2 separate regions of the Homo sapiens genome follow, and region 2 is linked to region 1. A link is a loop called in an ENCODE intact Hi-C map of the cell type or tissue named here. Cell type or tissue: PC-3. All regions are shown on one strand. Each heading gives the region's core, and the rest is flanking DNA. Links, peaks and the distances in the headings are about the cores only. Region 1 has its middle 390 kb from the start of ZIC3. Region 2 has its middle 450 kb from the start of ZIC3.

The links. Peaks named below come from ENCODE experiments on the same cell type or tissue, not always from the same donor. Only the 100,000 strongest peaks of a DNase experiment are listed, where the experiment ranks them.
Region 2: it touches region 1 in a loop (4-fold over the local background); 2 of 110 quality-filtered maps call a loop at or near these places.

Annotation. Positions count from the first base shown.
Region 1 is chrX:137,951,615-137,963,436 of GRCh38, forward strand. No RefSeq gene overlaps it. Among named protein-coding and RNA genes, the nearest start is that of ZIC3, 390 kb to the left of the region's middle. In PC-3, for the core only: no CTCF peak of the experiment used is centred there; a DNase peak (open chromatin) is centred at 6,927; H3K27ac peaks cover 2,583 bases.
Region 2 is chrX:138,006,266-138,018,087 of GRCh38, forward strand. No RefSeq gene overlaps it. Among named protein-coding and RNA genes, the nearest start is that of ZIC3, 450 kb to the left of the region's middle. In PC-3, for the core only: no CTCF peak of the experiment used is centred there; no DNase peak of the experiment used is centred there.

The DNA.
Region 1 (11,822 bases), core at 2,617-10,616:
TGCCCTTTATTTATTTCTCTGGCCTGATTGCCCTAGCCAGAACTTCCAACACTATGTTGAATAAGAGGGGTAAGAGAGGGCATCCTTATCTTGTGCTGGTTTTCAAGGGGAATGCTTCCAGCTTTTGCCCATTCAGTATGATGTTTGCTGTGGGTTTGTCATGTATGGCTCTTGTTATTTTGAGGTATGTTCCTTCAACGCCTAGTTTATTGAGGGTTTTTAATATGAATGGATATTGAATTTTATTGAAAGCTTTTTCTCCATCTACTGAGATAGTCATGTGGGTTTAGTCTTTAGTTCTATTTATGTGATGAATCCCACTTATTAATTTGCATATGTTGAACCAACCTTGTATTCCAAAGAAAAAGCCTACTTGATTTTGGTAGATTAGCTTTTTGATGGAGCATTTTTTTGTATCCCTGCTTGCCATTTGTATGTCTTCTTTTGAAAAATGCCTATTCAGTTCTTTTATCCATTTTTAATTGGATTATTAGATTTATTTCCTATAGAGCTGTTTGAGCTCCTAATATATTCTGGTTATTAATCCCCTGTCTGATGGGTAGTTTGCAAATATCTTCTTCCATTCTGTCAGTTGTCTCTTCACTTTGTTGATTGTATCCTTTGCTGTGCAGATGCTTTTTACCTTGATGTGATCTGTTTTGTCAATTTTTGCTATGGTTGCCTGTGCTTGTGGGCTATTACCCAATAAATTTTTGCCCAGACCAATGTCCTGGAGAGTTTCCCCAATGTTTTCTTGTAATAGTTTCATAGTTTGAGGTCTTAAATTTAATTCTGTAATCCATTTTGATTTGAGTTTTTTATATGGCAAGAGATGGGGGCAGGGTTCATTCTTATGCATATGGATATCCAGTTTTCCCAGCACAATTCATTGAAGAGACTATACTTTTTCCAATGTATGTTCTTGGCACTTTTGTAAAAAATGAGTTCACTGTAGATGTGTGGATTTGGTTCTGGGTTCTCTATTCTGTTCCGTTGGCCTATATGTCTGTTTTTATGCCAGCCTCATGTTGTTTTTGTTACTATAGCTGTATGGTATAATTTAAAATGAGGTAATGTGATTTCTCCAGTTTCATTCTTTTTGCTCAATAAAGCTTTGGCTATCCTGGGTCTTTTGTGGTTCTGTATACATTTCAGGATTGTTTTTCTATTTCTGTGAAAAACGTCATTTTTTTTGACTAATGAAGTTATTCTGTCTTAAAATCTTTTTAAATTTTTAGTTTTTACTTTTATTGGATACATAGTAGGTGTATATATTTATGAGGTACATGAGATGTTTTGATACAGGCATGCAATGCATAAAAATTACATCATGAAAGATGGGGTATTCATCCCCTCAATCATTTATTCTCTGTGTTACAATCAATTGAATTCTACTCCTTTAATTATTTTAAAATGTGCAATTAAATTATTATTGACTATAGTCACTCTGTTGTGCTATCAAATACTAGGCCTTGTTCATTTATTCTAACTATTTTTTGTACCTACTAATAATCTTCACCTCCCCCTCATCTCCCCTGCAATACCTTTCCCAGCCTTTGTAGACATCCTTCTATTCTCTTTCTTGATGGTTTCAATTTTTTTGATTTTTAGATCCCCCAAATACGTCAGAACATGTGATGTTTGTCTTTCTGTGCCTGGCTTATTTCACTTAACGTAATGACACCTAGTTCCATCCATGTTGTTGCAAGTGATAGAATCTCATTCTTTTTTCTGGCTGAATAGTACTCCATTGTGTATAAGTACCACGTTTTCTTTATCCATTCATATGTTGATGCACATTTAGGTTGCTTCCAAATCTTAGCTATTGTGAACAGTGCTGCAACAAGCATAAGAATGCAGATATCTCTTCAATATACTGAATTTCTTCATTTTAGGTGTATACCCACTGGTGGAATTGCTGGATTGTGTGGTAGCTCTATTTTTAGTTTTTTGAGGAACCTCCAAACTCTTCTCCATAATGGTTGGACTAATTTACATTCCAACCAACAATGTATGAGGGTTCCCTTTCCTCCACATCCTCTCCAGCATTTGTTATTGCCTGACATTTGGATAAAAGCCATTTTAACTGGGGTAAGATGATATCTCATTGTAGTTTTGATTTGTATTTTTCTGATGATCAGTGATGTTGAACACCTATTCATATGCCTGTTTGCAATTTGTATGTCTTCTTTTGAGAAATGTCTATTCAAATCTTTTGCCTACTTTTTAATCAGATTATTAGTTTTCTTTCCTATAGAGTTGTTTGAGATCTTTATATATTCTGGTTATTAAGCCTTTGTCAGATGAGTAGTTTGCAAATATTTTCTTCTGTTCTGTGGATTGCCTCTTCACTTTGTTGATTGCTTCCTTTGTTGTGCTAAAACTTTTTAACTTGATATGATCCCATTTGTCCATTTTTGCGTTGGTTGCCTGTGTTTGTGGGGTATTACTCAAGAAATTTTTGCCCAGACTGATGTCCTGGAGAGCTTCCCCAGTGTTTTTTGTAGTAGTTTTATATTTTGAGATCTTAGATTTAATTCTTTATTTTGATTTGATTTTTGTATATGACAAGAGACAGGAGTCTAGTTTTATTCTGCTGCATATGGATATTAAGTATTTCCAGTACCATTTATTGGCGCCTTTGTCGAAAATGAGTTCACTGTAGGTGAGCGGATTTGTTTCTGTGTTCTCTATTCCGTTCCATTGGTCTAAGTCTCTGTTTTTATGCCAGTAACATGCTTTTTTGGTTACAATCACTCTGTAGTATAATTTGAAATCAAGTAATGTAATTCCTCCAGTTTTATTCTTCTTGTGTATGATAGCCTTGGCTATTCTGGGACTTTTGTGGTTTCATGTAAATTTCAGGATTGTTTTTTCTATTTCTGTGAAATTGGCATTTTCATAGGGATTGCATTGCATCTATAGATTGCTTTGGGTGGTATGGATATTTTAACAATATTAAATCTTGCAATCCATGAACATGGAATATCTTTCAAATTTTTGTGTGTTCTTCAATTTCTTTCATCAGTGTTTTATAGCTTTCATTGTAGAGATCTTTCGTTTCTTTGATTAAGTTAATTCCTAGGTATTTAATTTTATTTGTGGCTATTATAAAAGGGATAAATTTTACTTATCTTAAAAAATTTACTTTACTTAAAAAATTTCTTTTTCATATTGCTAACTGTTGGCATATAGAAATGCTACTGATTTTTGTATGTTGATCTTGTATCCTGCAGCTTTACTGAATTTGTTTATCCGTTCTAAATGTTTTTTTCGGTAGAGTCTTTAGGTTCTCCAAATATAAAATCATATCATCTGCAAACAAGCATGATTTGGCTTCTTCCTTTCCAATTTGGAAGCCCTTTATTTCTTTCTCTTGTTTTATTGCTTTAGCTAGGACTTCTATTGCTATGTTGAATAACAGTGGTAAAAATGGGCATTCTTTTTGCATTCCAGATATTAGAGGAAAGGCTTTCAGTTTTTCCCCATTCAGTATGATACCAACTGTCGGTCTTTAGTATATGGCTTTTATTATGTTGAGATATGTCCCTCAACATCCTTGTGCACTGTTGTTTGGAATGTAAATTAGTCCAACCACTATGGAGAAGAGTTTGGAGGTTCCTCAAAAAAATAAAATAGAGCTACCATATAATCCAGCAATTCCACCACTGCGTATATACCTAAAAGAAAGTTTTGTGAGGGTCTTTATCATGAAGGGATGTTGAATTTTATCAAATGCTTTTTCAGCATTGATTGAAATGAACATATGGTTGCTACCCTTCATTCTCTTTATATGATTTATCACATTGATTGATTTGCATGTGTTAAACCACCCTTGCATCCCTGGGATAAATTCCACTTGGTTATGATGAATAATCTTTTTAATGTATTGTTGAATTCAGTTTACTACTGTTTTGTTGAGGGTTTTTGCATCAATATTCACCAGAGATATTGGCCTGTAGTTTTCTTTTATTTTAATGTGCCTGTGTCCAAGACAATTCTTATGCCAGGATCAGTGCCAGTGCTCTGCCCATGTCTACTCAGGATTCATCTCTATAAGTTGGAAGTATGATTATTTTCTTTATTGTCAAGGAAGGAGACTCAGCCTGCTGGCAGGGCAAGCCAGAAGGGGTACAGAGTGAAAACCCTTGGAAACTGCCCCCAAACAATGACAAATTGGGAGTCAGTGGATATATACTGCACCTTCTTGTCCCTCGGTTGGCATAACTCTGAAGAGTATTCTACACTGTTTCCCAAAGTTTTCCAGATGGAGCGAGCTGCAATTGCACACAGTGGTAACTTGTTTGATACTTCAAACTTTATTGACTTTCTTCCCTTTGCTGTCTCAGATGCCCACTTTCCCATGAATGCTTACTGGGATCACTTTCCACAAAACTAATTGCCCTGGAATTCTCATTTCAGGGTCTGCTTTGGTGAGCAGAACTCATATCAAGATAAAAGAATAACTTGTGCTGGAAAATGCTTAGAAACTATTTAACTGATATATGAAAATAAAATATCCATTTCTCTCTCCAAACTCTTTATCTTCCTGTAAAATACAACTGGAGCAGAGCTCTCTCTACGTATTGTTTTTTTCATTGTTCTTTTCCCCTGTTTCTTGCTCTCTCATTCCTCAATAGCAAATAAGGCAAGACTTGCAAGATTCCAGGCAGCTAAGCAGAGTTTCCTGGGTGACAGCCTTCTAGTTTTTCATGTCTACTTCCATTTTCTGGGTGACAGGCTTCTAGTTTTTCATGTCTACTTCCATTTTCCTTGTGGAAGATGCAGAAAAGTTCATTATGTCACTTGGGTCAAATATTATTATGCACAAGCCCACCTTTATGCTTAAGTGCATTTGAGGCTCTCCTAGACAAGAACACTGAGATCCAGATATATTTTGGTGAGCAGGTACTTTGTCACCATTACACTTACAGTTTTCCCTCAAACACTTAGCTGATTCTGGCACAAAACTCACCTTGGAATTTGGCCTAAATTTCATAAGATTTATTGCTTCTTCAAATTGACCCACAAGTTAAGTGAGGGTTATTTTCGATACTAGGTTATTTAGGTAATAAAATGAAGCATTTTGTAATGATGTAGGCATTAGTAATTATTTACATATGTAATCCAAATACACACAGTCTTGCTCTTCCCAGCTCACATGATAGAAGCACAGTCCTTAAATCTTGGGCTCCCTTGGCAAGATATTTTTTCTGTCATAAGACATAGACATTGAAAACACAGCATAACATTCATATTTTTCACTTTTGTTCCATTCATTTTCAAAGAATCAATTCTAAATGTATTCCAGTGCATGAAGAAAGGGGGATTAACAATGATTCCATTGTGCAGCTTCACTAATCTTGTGAAGTTTTCAGCTGTTTAGAAGCTGTAGCAATTTACCCTATATTAATAGAGTCAGGGGGTTCAGCTGTGTCAGTGTATCAAGGGGTGTTATGTTTCTCCTAAGGCGGTCATATGGAAGAAAGGGAGTACAGATCTATTTTATCTTGGGCTCATAGGTCTGAGAAGAAAATAACTTGACCAAATTTGGCTTTCTTTTTATTAGGCTTGTGACTTGCTACCTTTCATATTCCCTGGTATGTTCCAGTAGATTTCATTGATTAAAGTCAGGAATTCTCAGTGCTGGGAAGGGCTTTGGATGAGAAAGTGCCTCATGTCCTTCTGAGAAGACAGTATGTGGAAACTCAGAGATTTCACTAGTTATTTATATAGGTTTTGTGAGCATCTAGAACTCTGCATTTATGAGTCAACTCCCACTCCTTTAATTTACCCAGTCTGGAAGGATTAAAGAAAGGAAAACCATTGCTCCCTTTTCTTCACTTTACTTCAAAGCTGAAGATAAATGATCAATCAAATTTTTTTAGTTAATCAGTAACTTCTACTTATTTCTAATTCTACAGTGTACTTGTTTCAGTGTGGAATGTTGAAAAAAAGAAAAATTAGTTGATGTTTTGTAGAAGTCTGAGAATGCTTTTGAAAACAAATTGAAAAAGCAATCTTTTAACAATGAAGGAAAAAATATTACTGGAAAATACAAAAAAATTGCAGAATTTCAGTAACTTAGCATTGAAAGTAAACCTAGAAGTCACCCAACTCAATGTCTTAGCCCACGCAGGAATCTTCTCTTAGCATTCCGTTTGTGTACTTTCAGTGATGGCACCTTTACCACCTCCTCAAAGTAGCCCACTCCATTTCTGGATAGCTGTAACAGGGAATTCTTCCTTATATTGAGTCATTTTCACATTAATGCACATGAAAATGATAGAAAAACAATCAAGTAAGCCATTTGCTAACATAAGATTCCAAGGCACTGTCTTTATGATGAGCAACTCGTGTTAAACCAATTTAATTTCCTTTTGTGACAGAACTGCAGGTCTTGAATAAAGAGGAGAGCAATCAATGTAGGATACATCTGGACTTCACTACAGTTTTGTGGATCTGCAAGGCATTTCCATTGGTGATCCAAGGAGATCAGGCCTGGACTGTACCATTACATGAGTTGTACTCCAAGGGCACTAAACAATGCTTTGGGAGAAACCTGGGACAACATGTTCCAGAGATCACATAGTTTTGTCCCAGAGCTTTTCATTTTTTTTCCTACAAGGTCTAGAATGAGAAAAATGTATACATTCCTACTAAATTTGTGGATGACACCACATTGGGAAATGGAGCTGGAGGGTGGGGAAATTAAAAGCTGAAAATTTCTTGTGAGACAAGAGCAGAATCCAAGGTGACCCTGACCAATTAGAAAAATGATCTGTCAAAAAAAGCTGACATTTGATGTTCAACAGGGACAGTGCTGGGCAATCCATATGCTCCCCAAATCCAAACCACATGAATACCTGCTGAGGAATGGCTGGTGAAACCATCACTCTGAGTCACACCTTGAGTAAATGGAAACAATACAGAACCATTGTTTAAAAGGCTGGCATAGGCCTGGGTTTTGTGAACAGGGCGCTATTAATGTACAAAAGCCAGGACATAATTCTTCTCCTCTATATTCTGCATCAATGTAGACTTTATTACTCAGGCATTCAGCATGTTGGTCTGCATATAAAATATGGAAGTAGAAAAACTGGAGAAATTATCAAGGTAAAAGGAGTAAAAAGCAGTCTTCCTGGAGAATATGTGAAAAAAGCTGAAATGACTACATTCATTAGAAGATTCAGTGTGGACTCCTTACTTGCCTTCCTTTCATCTGATTTCTCCACATCCGCCTAATTATAATAAATCTTTTCCACATTGCTTGTGAAGTTCTATCTAAAGCTGTTGTTGTCCAGTCCTGTTCATCAAGATATTCCATATTTGGCTTAAACTGCTTCTTAAGTTTGGTCACATGCCATGTAGATAAGCCAGATTGGCAGCAAACATTTAGTGCTAAGTGACATGCTTTGGCCATAACGCTATCATAGCAATCATCACATTGATAACTAATCTATCCTGGCATACATACATACATGAGGTACCTTATCACTATATGTTGTATGAAGGAATGGGAGAAGGGATTTACCTAATTGGTTATTATTTTTTTTTAATCTGGACTTCTTTCTGTCAAAGTGAAGTTAATATAAGAATGTTGTGAGGAAGTGTACAATTAATTATGAGCCAAAAGTTGCCCAAGACATTGGGAGGAATCTCTGGAAGGGCACTTAGAATGAAGTAAGGGAAATGTAAGTCAATGGCAGCATTATTGGTGTCTCTAAGCAGTGACATGCTAATATGATGTAAAATGGTTATTTGTTTTTGTAATAACTCTCTTTAGTTAACCTGTCTAAATGTGTCTAAAGCATCTTGCATGGTACCTGGTACACACTAGACGCCAGATACATACTAGTTATCATTCTGTGAATTTTTGAATATTTCTTAATTTAAGCCAATTATACCTGTATTGATTTCCCTGACTTAGCACTGGCATTTCATGCTGTGCTTTTAACTCTCTGAAAACATACTGTAAGAGCTTACTCAACTCTTCTCCAAAGAGAAGAATTTAATGACTATCCAGTTAAGCCATTCTTGCACTGCTATAAAGAAATAGCTGAGGGATCATTCCAAGATGGCCAAATAGGAACAGCTCTGGTCTGTAGCTCCCAGCGGGATCAACGCAGAAGACGGGTGATCTCTGCATTTCCAACTGAGGTACCTGGTTCATCTCACTGGGACTGGTTGGAGAGTGGGTGCAGCCCACAGAGGGTGAGCTGAAGCAGGGCGGGGCATTGCCTAACCCGGGAAGCACAAGGGGTCAGGGGATTTCCTTTTCCTAGCCAAGAGAAGCTGTGAAAGATGGTTCCTGGAAAATTGGGACACTCCTGCCCTAATACTGCACTTTTCCAATGGTCTTAGCAAATGGCACACCAGGAGATTATATCCCATGCCTGGCTCAGTGGGTCCCATGCCCACAGAGCCTTGCTCATTGCTAACGCAGCAGTCTGATACTGAACTGCTAAGCAGCAGCCTGGGCTGGGGGAGGGGCATCTGTCATTGCTAAGGTTTGAGTAGGTAAACAAAGTGGCCGGGAAGCTCGAACTGCAGGGACCCCACCACAGCTCAATGAGGCCAGCCTGCCTCTGTAGGCTTCACCTCTTGGGGCAGGGCATAGCTGAACAAAAGGCAGCAGAAACTTCTGCAGATTTTAACGTCCCTGTCTGACAGCTCTGAAGGAGCAGTGGTTCTCCCAGCATGGAGTTTGAGCTCTGAGAACGGACAGACTGCCTCCTCAAGTGGGTCCCTGACCCCTGTGTAGCCTAACTGGGAGACACCTCCCAGTAGGGGCCAACTGACATCTCATACAGCCGGGTGCCCCTCTGGGATGAAGCTTCCAGTGGAAGGATCAGGTGGCAATATTTGCTGTTCTGCAACCTCCCCTGGTGATACCCAGGCAAACGGGGTCTGGAGTGGACCTCCAGCAAACTCCAACAGACCTGCAGCTGAGGGTTCTGGCTGTTAGAAGGAAAACTATCAAACAGAAAGGAATAGCATCAACATCAACAAAAAGGACATCCACACCAAAACCCCATCTGTAGGTCACCATCATCAAAGACCAAATGTAGATAAAACCACAAAGATGGGGAGAAACCAGAGCAGAAAAGCTGAAAATTCTAAAAACCAGAGCGCCTCTTCTCCTCCAAAAAATCCCAGATCCTTGCCAGCAACAGAACAAAGCTAGATGGAGAATGACTTTGACGAGTTGACAAAAGTAGGCTTCAGAAGGTCGGTAATAACAAACTTCTCTGAGCTAAAGGAGAATTTTCGAACTCATCACAAGGAAGCTAAAAACCTTGAAAAAAGAGTAGACGAATGGCTAACTAGAATAAAAAGCATAGAGAAGACCTTAAATGACCTGATGGAGCTGAAAACCATGGCACGAGAACTACATGATGCATGCACAGGTTTCAGTAGCTGATTTGATCAAGTGGAAGAAAGGGTATCAGTTATTGAAGATCGAATGAATGAAATGAAGTGAGAAGAGAAGTTTAGAGAAAAAAGAGTAAAAAGAAATGAACAAAGCCAACAAGAAATATGGGACTATGTGAAAAGACCAAATCTACGTCTGATTGGTGTACTTGAAAGTGACAGGGAGAATGGAACCAAGTTGGAAAACACTCTTCAGGATATTATCCAGGAGAACTTCCCCAACCTAGCAAGGCAGACCAACATTCAAATTCAGGAAATACAGAAAACACTACAAAGATACTCCTCGAGAAGAGTAACCCCAAGACACATAATTGTCATATTCACCAAGTTGAAATGAAGGAAAAAATGTTAAGGGCAGCCAGAGAGAAAGGTTGGGTTACCCACAAAGGGAAGCTCATCAGACTAACAGCAGATCTCTCGGCAGAAACCCTACAAGCCAGAAGAGAGTGGGGGCCAATATTCAACATTCTTAAAGGAAAGAATGTTCAACCCAGAAGTTCATATCCAGCCAAACTAAGCTTTGTAAGTAAAGGAGAAATAAAATCCTTTACAGACAAACAAATGCTGAGAGATTTTGTCACCACTAGGCCTGCCTTACAAGAGCTCTTGAAGGAAGCACTAAACATGGAAAGGAAAAACAGGTACCAGCCAGTGTGAAAACATGCCAAATTGTAAAGACCATCAATGTCAGGAAGAAAGTGCATCAACTAATGAACAAAATAACCAGCTAAAATCATAATGACAGGATCAAATTCACACATAACAATATTAATCTTAAATGTAAATGGGCTAAATGCACCAATTAAAAGACACAGACTGGCCAACTGGATAAAGAGTCAAGACACATCAGTGTGCTGTATTCAGGAGACCCATCTCACATGCAGAGACACACATAGACTCAAAATAAAGGGATGGAAGAAGATCTACCAAGCAAATGGAAAACAAAAAAAAAAAAATGCAGGGGTTGCAATCCCAGTCTCTGATAAAACAGACTTTAAACTAACAAATATCAAAAGAGACAAAGAAGGCCATTACATAATGGTAAAGGCATCAATTCAACAAGAAGAGCTAACTATCCTAAATATATATGTACCCAATACAGGGCACCCAGATTCATAAGGCAAGTCCTTAGAGACCTACAAAGAGATTTAGACTCCCATACAATAATAATGGGAGACTTTAACAACCCACTGTCAATATTAGATCAATGAGACAGAAGTTTAACAAGGACATCTAGGACTTGAACTCAGCTCTGCACCAAGCAGACCTAATAGACATCTACAGAACTCTCCACCCCAAATCAAAAGAATATACATTCTTCTCAGCACCACATCACACTTCTTCCAAAATTGACCACGTAGTTGGAAGTAAAGCACTCCTCAGCAAATGTAAAAGAACAGAAATCACAACAAACTGTCTCTTAGACCACAGTGCAATCAAATTAGAACTCAGGATTAAAAAACTCACTCAAAAACACACAACTACATGGAAACTGAGCAACCTGCTCCTCAGTGACTACTGGGTAAATAACGAAATGAAGGCAGAAATAAAGATGTTCTTTGAAACCAATGAGAACAAAGATTGAACATATCAGAATCTCTGGGACACATTTAAAGCAGTGTGTAGGGGGAATTTATAGCACTAAATGCCCACAAGAGAAAGGAAGAAAGATCTAAAATCGAAACCCTAACATCACAATTAAAAGAACTAGAGAAGCAAGAGCAAACACATTCAAAAGCTAGCAGGAGGCAAGAAATAACTAAGATAAGAGCAGAACTGAAGGAGATAGAGACACAAAAAACCCTTCAAAAAATCAATGAATCCAGGAGCTGGTTTTTTGAAAAGATCAACAAAAGTGATAGACCACTAGCAAGACTAATAAAGAAGAAAAGAGAGAAGAATCAAATAGTCGCAATAAAAAATGACAAAGGGGATATCACCACCAGTCCCACAGAAATGCAAGCTACCATCAGAGAATACTATAAACACCTTTATGCAAATAAACTAGAAAATCTAGAAGAAATGGATAAATTCCTGGACACACACACCCTCCCAAAACTAAACCAGGAAGAAGTTGAATCTCTTAATAGACCAATAACAGACTCTGAAATGGAGGCAATAACTAATAGCCTACCAACAAAAAAAAGTTGAGGATCAGACAGATTCACAACTGAATTCTACCAGATGTACAAAGAGGAGCTGGTACCATTCCTTCTGAAACTATTCCAATCAATAGAACAAGAGGGAATCCTCCCTAATTCATTTTATGAGGCCAGCGTCATCCTGATACCAAAGCCTGGCAGAGACACAACAAAAAAGGAGAATTTTAGACCAATATCCCTGATGAACATCGATGCAAAAATCCTCAGTAAAATACTGGCAAACTG
Region 2 (11,822 bases), core at 1,817-9,816, 54 kb after region 1:
AGCTGTTTTCCTGTCATTAGCTTTTAATTTCAACAGCTACCTACTTGGGCCGCCCCTCTCTTTTCTCAGCTCAGGTATTTGTGCTGTTAGTATGATTGTCAGTCCTGTTCTGCTTGAAAGATTTCAGTGTATGTTGCTATGGTTACAGGTGCCAGAATTGGAAAGAAATGAAGGGGGTATCAGAGGTTTGACGTAGCTGTGATGAAGGCTTAGTGCTAAAATGTTAGCTATTACTTTGGCGGATTCTATGTTATTTGACAATGAATCCATTTTAATAGAATATTTAAATGCATTCTTGAATATATGGCACATGAAAATGGAAATATGGATAACTGGATTTAAAGTAAATAAATATTTTAAAACAGTTTTGAGTACATACCGTATGGGACACTTGGGAACTAAGTGAACACTGTTAGTGTAATATGCAGTATCACCTGAGTAAGTAATATGGGCAATTTTATTAGCTCTCTGTGTCTCCTCCGAATGTCAGTGTCTTCTCGTTTTCTCTTTATTTTTTCTCTTCTTTTCCTCAACAGCAGAATTTTTTTTTTTTTTTTTTTTTTTTTGAGACGGAATCTCGCTCTGTCGCCCAGGCTGGAGTGCAGTGGCGCGATCTCGGCTCGCTGCAAGCTCCACCTCCCGGGTTCACGCTATTCTCCTGCCTCAGCCTCGCGAGTAGCTGGGACTACAGGCGCCCGCCACCACGCCCGGCTAATTTTTTTGTATTTTTAGTAGAGACGGGGTTTCACCATGTTAGCCAGGATGGTCTCGATCTCCTGACCTCGTGATCTGCCCGCCTCGGCCTCCCAAAGTGCTGAGATTACAGGCGTGAGCCACTGCGCCCGGCAGCAGAATGAAATTTTATAAATTCGGTAATAAGGAGATGAGTGCTTTAGTTGTTGAGGTGACTGGGAAGACAGGGCTGGTTCTGAGGTTTCCCACAATTCCCCTTCTTGTTTTCTGCTGGAAATATTAGAGGAAAGGCCTGGGGGATTGGCTGTCTCACTCTTTCCAATGGAGGACAGTCAGGGAAACTGATTATATAGAGGTCACCCTTGGCAATGCTCTAATACTTTCTCTATGATCCTATCAAGCTGCTGAAGATGGTCAATCTTCCTTAAAGAAATTGAAGAGGCTGCCATTCCTGGTTTCAACCCCCTCTCCTGCATCCTTTGCTCTCCAGAGCACTGCTACTTTTCTCTGGTTCTATGATCTCCAAGGCTGGAGATCCAGATGACTCACTCCAAGCTTTGGCCTGCTTATTGTGCTTAGGATCCTCCTCTTTTCACTCAGTGACTTGAGGGAATAAAGACACTTATTTCTTTTTTAAAAAATAAATTTGATTTTCACAAGTCTTGAGGTGAGCTGTCTTCTTAGCACTCTCCACATGAGGAAAGACCCTCTGTTTCCACTGTTGATGTCTACACCATCCTTGGAATAGAGCATTGTGGCTAATAACATGGACAGGACACTGGAATCCAAATGCCTGGATTCAAATCCCAGCTCTGCCACTTACCAGCTCTGTCATTTTGGGTGTATTATTACTTAACTTCTATGGGCTTCAGTATCCTCATTTGTAAACTGGATTAATTGCAATTAGTCCATAGAGTTTTGTGATATATATATATATATATATATATCTATGTGTGAGAGAGAGAAAGATAGTCTCAGAATATTAATCAAGCATATCTATTAGGTGCTACATAAGTGTTTGCTTTTATTCAACATATATTTATTTTCTACTCTGTGCCAAGCTCTATGGATGGACCTGAAAGTAGAGCTGGAAACAAAATAGATGTGGTCCTTGCTCTCATAAAGTTTATCTGCAGTGGAGAAGACAAGCAGTAAGAAAGTAATTACAATAATGGATGATGAGAGCTAAAAATTATTGCAACCCACAGTTTTCAGAGCTGCCTAAATATGTAATCTCATGAAAAACACCTGTATAGCCATGACAAGGAATTCTCTGCTGTCTGAAGTGTTTTGGTCTACCCAGGCAGATCTGTGAATGAGGAGAGGTAGTTGGCCTTTCAAGAACTCCCACAGAGGGCTCAGACTGGAGGGGCTGTGTGACTGACAGCAATAAAAGTTTCACTTAAGCCAGAGTCTGGCCGGGACTTTCTCGCTTTTACAAACAACACAAAGGATCTAATTCTCCCTAATAAGCAGAGCTACCAACAGCAGTCTGTACAATAACTTTTAGAAACCTGACCTTGTGACCCAGAGGCCATCCTGAAACCACTGCACCCGTTTCCCCCCTCTTCCCCATCACTCAATAAACGTCCAGGCTGATCTATTGTCCCAGGGAAGAGAAGGCCCATGAAATAATTAACAATCCCCTCTCTGTTCTGCAATACTTACTCCAAACGTTGAGCACTCAGAGGCTCTGGAAAGACTAAGCAAAGATGATGTTCTTACCAGGTGATTAGATGACAAAGAGCCCACTGCCAGTCTTCCGGAACACTGTTGAATGCAGACCATGCCTCAGCATTCCTGGAAGTAGCATAATTAAGAGCTTGCCCTTGTTAAAGGACTAACTTCTTCCCACCCTAGCAGCTTGTCTGGTTACAACGGGACTACTAAGAAGGGATTGGGACTTTGACTTGTCTTGAGTCTCTTTTATTAAAAGATTTAAAATTGGGTTGTGCTAATGCTTCCAGTTGCAAGGGAATTGTTTATCAGTCAAAATACCACTATGTTAACTTTTTTTGAAAGAAAAATAAGCCCTATTATGTAGGTTAGTGGAACTTGTTGCTTTTAACTTGTTCTTGCAGAAATTTCTGAGCAGCAATTTGATGGGTGGGAAATAGAAGGAGCTGAAGTTCAGAGTTCTAAAATGGATGACTTGAGCTTTGTTTGGTCCTGAGTGCCTAGATTGGGTAAAACCACTTGGACCGTGGCGAGAGTGTGATGGTGAAACAGCTGAGTTGGACTGGGAGCTGCCTAGAGCAGCAGAATACACCTGAACTGCAGCAGGAATCACAGGCAATGACCACCAAGACGACAACCATCTTCAGAGCCATAGTGAAGTGTGAGGCCACAGTGAAGAGTTGAGGCAAGAGGTCAGCGGTTGGGGATGGAGGGACAAGGAGACAGAAGAAATAATGATTAAGATCATGGCCTCCAGAGACAGGCTACCTGGGTGGGTGTAAATCCTGACTTTGCCACTTCCTTGCTGTGTGACCTTGGTCAGTTACTTAACTGATCTGTGTTTGTTTCCTCATCTGAAAAATGTGGTGGGGAAGGGTAATGTTACCCACATATGCCATCAATTCACCTGTTTTGTCTTAGATTGATTTTCGACCTTCCCCCTGCTCTCCCTGTGTGGCAGGAGAACTGTCCCTATAGGCTATATTTCCCAGTCACCTGTGTCAGCAGGCTTCCCACAGCGTTTGGCCAATGAGAGGTATGGGTGGGAGACTCAAAAGGAGGAAGAAAGGAGAAACCAGGGAATTTCCCCCTATTTACCACAAATAGGTGCCTGGTAGCTCAAACAGGTTACTGGCAGCAGCTGTGGTTCCTACTGGACAGTGCCTTCCTTCATGGTCCTAGCCTTCACCATAATTCCAGCCCAGTGTGGTCCAATAGAAATATAATGAGAGTCACATATATAAATTTAAATTTTCTAGTAGCCATATTAGAAATATATAAGAAATGAGTAAAATCAGTTTAATAGTTTTAGTTAACCCAATATATTTTGATTTCAATATGTCATCAATATAAATATTAATGAGATATATATTTTTCTACTAGTACTTGAATTCTGGTGTGTGTTGCCCACTTACAGCACATCTCAATGAGGACTAGACACATTCAAATGCTCAATAGCCACATGTGACTAGTGGCCACCACATTGGACAGTGTAGATATGGACCCTGCTGGCTGGTCCTAGTTCCATATTCTGTCTTACCATTTTCTGTCACTGTCCCTCTTGATCTAGGGAAAGTTGGGACTCCTTGCTTTTGTTAATCACCAAATTGCATAATTGTACTCTGTTTGGCCTCTCAGATCTTTAATTGGTCATATTACCAACTTCTTGTATTAAATTCTCTTTTCGAAATACCTAGAATGTTGTCTGTTTCCTCACAGGCCCTGACTAATCCACTGCCTTATAGGATTATTGGGAGGACCAATGAAGCTTTTGCACATAAAGCCTTTGGAATAGTGAAGGCACAGAGTAAGTGTTCAATATGTGGTGGTACTTGAAAAGTAAAGGTCTTAAAAAGAAGTGTAAGACTTCTGTGCAAGCTGTGAGCTGAACAATATGAGCAAATATGATTATGAGATGAAAGATGGGGTGACAATGACATTGTTCCCCACTACCCCTAGGATCATGTTCAAACAGCCTTCTGAGCAGATGACCTCATGGCCTGCAAGTGTACCTTTCTGCTGCTGCCTCACAGAGAAGAGCCTGAAGAGAAAGGAAGAGATGGTTCTCTAAAGTCCCCAGCTTCTATGAGTAAGGCCTTTTGCCTCTCACTTTTTTGAGGGTACCACCATCACCCTGTCACTAGGAGAGCATATAACTGGTACGGGCAGCAATCCAAAAACATTTTACCACAGGAGATATGTGCTTTGAACAAATTACATCATGTAATACTGAGTAGAGAGCATGCATCTTTAAATTAGACACAACAGGATTTATATCCCTGCACTGCCACTTTCTGGCCATATAACCACTGGCAAGCCGTAGATGCTCACTGCACCTCAATTTCCTCATCTTCAAAATGAGTGATAATAATGCTCACTGGATTGTGAGGATTAAATAAAACATATGCATAAAGAAACTGGTACATTACACTTTGGGAGGCCGAGGTGGGTGGATCACGAGGTCAGGATATCGAGACCATCCTGACTAACATGGTGAAACCCTGTCTCTACTAAAAATACAAAAAAATTAGCCGGGCATGGTGGCGGGCACCTGTAGTCCCAGCTACTCGGGAGGCTGAGGCAGGAGCATGGCGTGAACTTGGGAGGCGGAGCTTGCAGTGAGCTGAGATCGCGCCACTGCACTCGAGCCTGGGCGACACGGTGAGACTCTGTCTCAGCAAAAAAAAAAAAAAAAAAAAAAAAAAAAAAAGAAACTGGTACATTGCTTGGCTTAGAATCAGTGCTTAACAAATGCTAGTTTCTAGCACTCTTCTAGGTAAAATACACATGATTTTATAACCTCATTCAACTCAGGTTATTTAATGTGGGCTAAAATATAATGCATTCTCTTCCGCTCTCCCTTGTTTTATCTGTTGGACACTTGGTTTTTCTTGCTGGTTTACCTCCTTGTCCAGGACTAAGTTGTTTAGCACATCTACTTGGACCTTTGGCAAAGGGCACTCCTTTTTTGTCTGTGCTCTGACTGAGTGTAATCTAAGTCATCATGTACAGAGAGCAAAAGTAAACTTGGGCCCTATCCAGGCCAGTGTTACTGCCCAAGGAGGCCCAGTAGGGCACAGCAGCAGGAATTCCAGTCACTGTTGACTCTTGACATGAGAAGAGAGGGCAGTAAAGTATTGCAGGGTAGTCTGACTTAGCTGGAGCAGGACCCCAGACTGTAGCTGGAGAACCTGGAGTAGAGTCTGTCCTCTTGGGACGAAGGCTAACAAGGGCATGGCCAGGTGTTTTGGCTTCAGCCAAGTGAGCTACAGGTCAAGATAGGCCACATTGCCCAGCAAGACTGTGAAAATTGATAACCAAGATGGTTACATTGATTTATGGATTGGGAATACGTGGCAGAGGGTGGGATTTAGGCATGGCAGTGTCTAAGTTTAGGGCAGCAAGCCCTGCGTAATACTAAGCCCTGCCAACTGGTAAGGCTAAGCCTTCTGGGGGCCTTCCAAGTCCAGGGGCTGTGTGGGTGGTGCCTATAGTTGCAAGAGCTGGAGGAAAACTTTTAATTTTATTTTTAATTGCCAAATAATATAGTGATTGTATATATTTGTGGGGTAAAATGTGATGGTGTATATATGGTTACATAATGAACTGATTAAGTCAAACTAATTAATATATTGATCACCTCAAATACTTATTTCTTTTCGTGATGAGGACCATCATTCATTAGACCAACCAATAGCCTATGAGGTGGCCTGGCATGTGTATTCATGTTGAATAGACAGTTCTATTCAATAGAACTGTCCATTCAGCATGAACAAGATTGACCAGTCAGGCTCTTGCTATAGAAAATATAAAGACAACTAGATAACCCGAGGGAATCTAAGGTGTGAAAGGTGCAAGTAGAAGCTGTCATGAAGGCCCATGAGCAAGCTGAAGTCACAAGGAAGCAGAAACTCAAAGTAAGTTGTAGCTATGTCATGGAAAAAGAAATTAAGCTGGGCCCAGTGGTTCATGCCTGTAATCCCAACATTTTGAGAGGCTGAGACGGGAGGATCACTGGAGACCAGGAGTTCAAGACTAGCCTGGGCAGCATAGTGAGGCTTGTCTCTATACAAATTTGGAAAAAAAATTAGAGAGCTGTGGTAGTGCATGCCTGTAGTCCTAGCTACTTGGAAGGCTGAAGTGGAAGGATCACCTGAGCCCCTTGAGTTTGAGGCTGCAGTGAGCTATGATTGTGCCATTGCACTCCAGCCTGGGTGACAGAACAAGATCCTTTCAAAAACAAAACAAAACAAAACAAACGGAAAGGGGAGGGAAGCCAGATAAGAAGAGAGAAGTGAGAAAGAACTCAAAGAAAGAGCAGGTTATATTATATTGCATTATAAAAAAGTCTTATTTTTGTCTCTGGATGTATTAGTTAAGTGATGGCTGCCTGGTATAATAAATAAACCTTCATTCTTAGTGGCTTAACACAATGTTTCTCACACACCTCACAGTCTAGTACAGCTGCTCCCATCGAAGTACCCTTTAACATGTAGTCATTGAGGGACTCAGGTTTTCTCCTTTTGTGGCTCTGCACTCTTCCAGGTCCTTGGAGGCTTTTCTATTCAGCTCGTGGATGCGAAAATAGATCATGAAAAAGGGACATCTCCTTTTTAGCCACTTTTTTCCTGTAAATGACGCACATCAGTTCTCCCACATTCCATTTATGAAAATTAGTTTCAGGGCTCTACTGGGTCAAGTAGGAGGGGAAATATATTTCCTGGCTTGGCAACCACACTCCATGATATTCTACACTATGGAAAAGGAAGGCCAATCCTTGTCAGCTGATTTTCCCTACCACAGACTTCTTGGATTCCCTTGAACTCTCTGTCTCCTCTTCTTCACAACTGATGAGATAAGCTAAAACAGTGCCTTTGGAGGAGAGCCTGTCTTTCCCTCTGTCAGCAGAAGACTATCAATATATTGTTAGTGACTGCAGAGGAATGTTACTGAGCAAGGAACATGTTCTATTGGCTAGGTCCCTTGTCATTAGAACTGAATAGGGCAAATGATGCTGTCTCTCACTTCTTGGGCTCTTCTGGGACTTTGGATCCTGTATTTCATTCCTCCCTTTTGTCTGCAAGTTAGAAACCCACCAACTCTTGAGAGATCTTTCACAAAACCTGGGTTCTTCCAGGGTACCCACAGCAGGAGGGGGAGTTTCTCTCAAGGACAAGGAGTAGCATTGCCATGTGTATGGGGGTGCTCTCATTCCAAGTTCCTCCTCAACCTGTCAAGCTAGGTTTATGCTCTGGGATATGCTAACTTACTTGGGGAAAGTCTAAGGAAGAAGGCTCTTAATCAGAGTCTTCTTAGAGTATTCTTAAGAATATTATTGGGGTCACTTTAAATTTCATGTTGATATTGAGAGTCTCTCCACCAATTGTATCCTAGTTTTGTAAACCAGGCCAATGCTGGGTGGGAAGAAGAAAGAGGAAGGCAAAGGAAAAATCATAAAGTTGAGGTAACCCACATGAAGTGGGGCAAAACTGGATCAGAGATCAAGTAGCATAATGATTTTTAACATTTGTTTTGATAAAACTAAAAGTTTTCACTTTCAATTTTTTAAAGAGCATCAGTTTAACACTATCCCATTCATTGAAATGTCGACAAAACAGAACAGCCAATATAAACAAGAAATAAAAGGTGATTAAAAATAAGCAGTTTTATCACAGATCTCCTTCAGGAAATATAGGACTATGCCTTCTCTAATATGTGTATTTCCAGTTTTAATGACTTGAAAAAAGTTTTAAGAAGTCTCCTGTTGCATTTCAAATGGCAACCCTGTTTTTATACTCAGAGTCTCTCCTTGCAAAACAGCATTACTTCCCATAAACTTCCCTCCTGTGGTCACACCAGAGCCGTCCCACTTCAGTTGGTTACATATTTAGATTTTCATTGTCAGTTGTGGACTGAACATATGGGTATGTGCAAGGCAGTGACATGCGGTAATCCCAGAGCAGTACAGGCACCATTGATTAGAATTTCTGAACGCTACTTTTTAGGGCACCTGGGATGGGCTAAGTCAGGATTACAGCCAAGTAGGACAAGCTTAGCATTTGTTTCTTGAAGAGCTGGTGCTAGGGCAGGGCCCTATTTGAGGTTTCTGGGAGTGGAAAGAATCACAGGGTGAGTCAAAGCCAAAGTCCTTCGTGGCTACAGAGGGTCAAGTCAGAAAAACTAAGTACCAGATGCTAAGTCTAGAGGGGTAATAGTAGGGCTGTAAGCCAGAGACCAAGCTGAATCAGAATCCTTGTGAAAATAAAAGCAGAATAAAGTCAGCCTGGAAGGGAAATAAGGAAGGGCCTTTGCAAGTCTTGGGATTCATTAATTTATTCAATCATTTATTTCTCAAATATTTACAAAGCATCTATTATGTACCAGGAATTTGTATGTGACCTGATTGGTAGTTGTTTACATAATCAGCCTCATTTAAAGTTGTAGATTTAAGCAAGACAAACTGATTGTAAATTCTGGCTTAGCAACTTACTAACCATATAACATTAAACAAGTTAGATAACTTTTCTGTGTATCAGCTTCCCATCTATAAAACAATACATAATAAGAGAAACCTACCTTATAGGGTTGCAATGAAAATTAAAAGAAAATTCTTGTAAAGCACTTAACACCTGACATACGACATATATATGTAAATGTTTGTTAAATAGAGTTGAGAGGACCCCATTATCAATCTTGAGACTGAGTATCAAGTTGAGGGTGGGGTGGAGATTAGGCTAAAAAATTATTTTGTATTGAATTAAGAAAAGATTTGAAAAGCCAATTGAGTGGCATACAGAAAATTTTAGAAATAATTTTCTACCCAGAAACTGAACATCATAATTTTATTTTATTTATATACATGTTTTGTGCCTTGCTTTTTGGCAACAAAATGCTTTAAGTGGCTTACAACAAAACAGTAGTCACACTGAACTAATAACTAAGAAGATAAAAATTGAAAATCCAGTTTAAGAAAGGAAAATTCCCTCAAATATTTCAATCATGAGGGTCAGTATAGTTGTTATGGTTTAGCTTCAAACTGAGTTCTAAACTTTTGAGTGGTGAAGGCATAGAAGGAAACGCAATCAATTGTGTAACTCTTGGTATCACTAAATCAGAAGCATACCAATTCCTTATTGGAAACCAAATATGTTCCTGCAATCTTTCTAAAATATATTTCTCCTATCAGTCTGTATATGATGGATGTGAAATTGAACATAGATTTGGAATCAAGCAGATCTGATTTCAAATTCCAGCTCCATTACTTATTAGCTTTGTGATCTGGGGCACATAATTTAAATTGTTTGAGACACTGACTTACCTGTAAAATGGGCATAATAATATCTCTTATATCTAAGGACTTCGATGAGAATTAAATGAGATATAAAGTATTTAATATAGTGCCTGGAACATACTCATCCCTCAATAAATGGAAGCTCTTCTTTTCCCTCTCCACTTCCTTCTCTTCCTCCTCTTTGTCCTATTTCTCTTTTCTCCTTTTCTTCTTCCTCTTTTTAATCTCTCCATCCTCCTCCTCCTCCTCTTCATATCCCCATTACCTGATATGTTATATTTGGAAACATCACTTCAATATTCATTCTGGGTGCATATAATGACAACGATTTTAACAGCTATATAGCACTTACTATGTGCCAGACATTATTCTAAGCACTTTACTTTCCTTGACTCATTTAATCTTCAATTAATTTTTGAAAAAATCTAGGCCAATTATGTGCAAGGGTAAAAGCTATGAGGATTATTTAAAGGAAAGTTGTATTAAAATTCAATGAGATATCAGAAAATAGATGGTGTCAACTGAGTTGCAGGACTTATTGGGTATATTTTCTTAACAGGTAAATGGACTTACTCTCATATACTTATCTTTCTTTTTGTTAAAAGGTAGAGTAGGAGCCCAAAAGAGAAAGGATTCCTGGCATGGATGATATAGGCCAACTGAGATCTAAGCCTTATATATAAGGGCTCTCACTTTCCTGGCTCTACCTTCACTTGTACACTGTCGCACTCAATCACAAGCATCAGACTCAGAGGCTTAATCAAGAATACTATTCTAATAGCAGTCTGTACCCTGGGAACAATTTACAAGACCCCCCTTGGTGTCTATGCATGGGCTTCAAGGGGCCTGGGAACCTTGTGAAATTGTATGTATTAGCCTGTGTTTATATGTCTATCTTCCTGAGGGTGGTCGTTAATATATCTCACTAGATTCTTCAAGGGATCTCTGCTCCCTCAATGTCAGAAACTACTACTGTAAAGTACAAAAAAATTAGCTGGGTGTGTGGTGGGCGCCTGTACTCCCAGCTACTCGGGAGGCTGAGGCAGGAGAATGGGTGAACCCGGGAGGTGGAGCTTGCAGTGAGCCGAGATCGTGCCACTGCACTCCAGCCTGGGCGACAGAGTGACACTCCATCTCAAAAAAAAAAAAAAAAAAAGACCAAGGGGAAGACTCACATGTAGTTCGGTTCAGCTCACCATAGTTGGATTACCTTTTGATGTGGAAATTTTGGGGGAGAGATTTTGAAACCATACATTATATGTCCTAAGAAATTACAGCAATGATATGCAGCTAGACAGTAAGTCAAGGATATTAGCATTTGGGGATTCTGAGATCTTAATGAGGCCACTACTCTCAATACTGACAGGAATATATAGGTGGCAGTTGAAGCTATGGATGTGAAATGGTGACTTAGAGACACTCAATAGATGAAAAAGAGCAGAGAGCCAAAGAAGAATCTTCAGGGGACCACAAATGTTAAAAGATAGGTGAAGGAATAAAAATAGCAGCATATAGTATGTTTCAGACACTACTTTAAATATTTATGTTTATTAAGAAATTTAATGTCAGAACAATTTTATGAGGTAGGTACCACTATTCTGCCCATTTTACAGAAGAGGAAACTGGAACACAGAGAAGTTAAGCAACTTAATTAAGGTCACACAGTTGGTAAATGCCATAACTGGGATTCAATCCCAGGCAGTCAGTGTGGCTCCCGGGCTCACACTCTTAACCATTAAACTGTATTGCTTCATTCACTTGGCCATTAGAACATACTGTTTCATTGGTACCTGTCTCCAATGAGTATGTCTCGGATCATAAAGATGCAGATTAACCTTCATATGTCTTTTGGGTTCCTCTCTGGACATAGCACAATGTATGTGCTAATAGGTCCACAACAAATACTTGTTGAATGAGTGGCCTGGGGCACAGACCCACTGCGTAGCTATGGAGTCATTATAAGTAGTCTGTGACCCCATGAAAAGGCACTGAACATTGTCTGGTGATAAAATAAATAGGTTATTAATTACAGCTATTGTAATTTTCACAGATATGCAGTTCCTCTTATTATTCATAAAATACAAATTCATTTAAAAGCATCTTAGAGCTCCTAGTAGCTTTGTGTTATGATGAATTACCTCCATCAATGGAAACTTAAAGT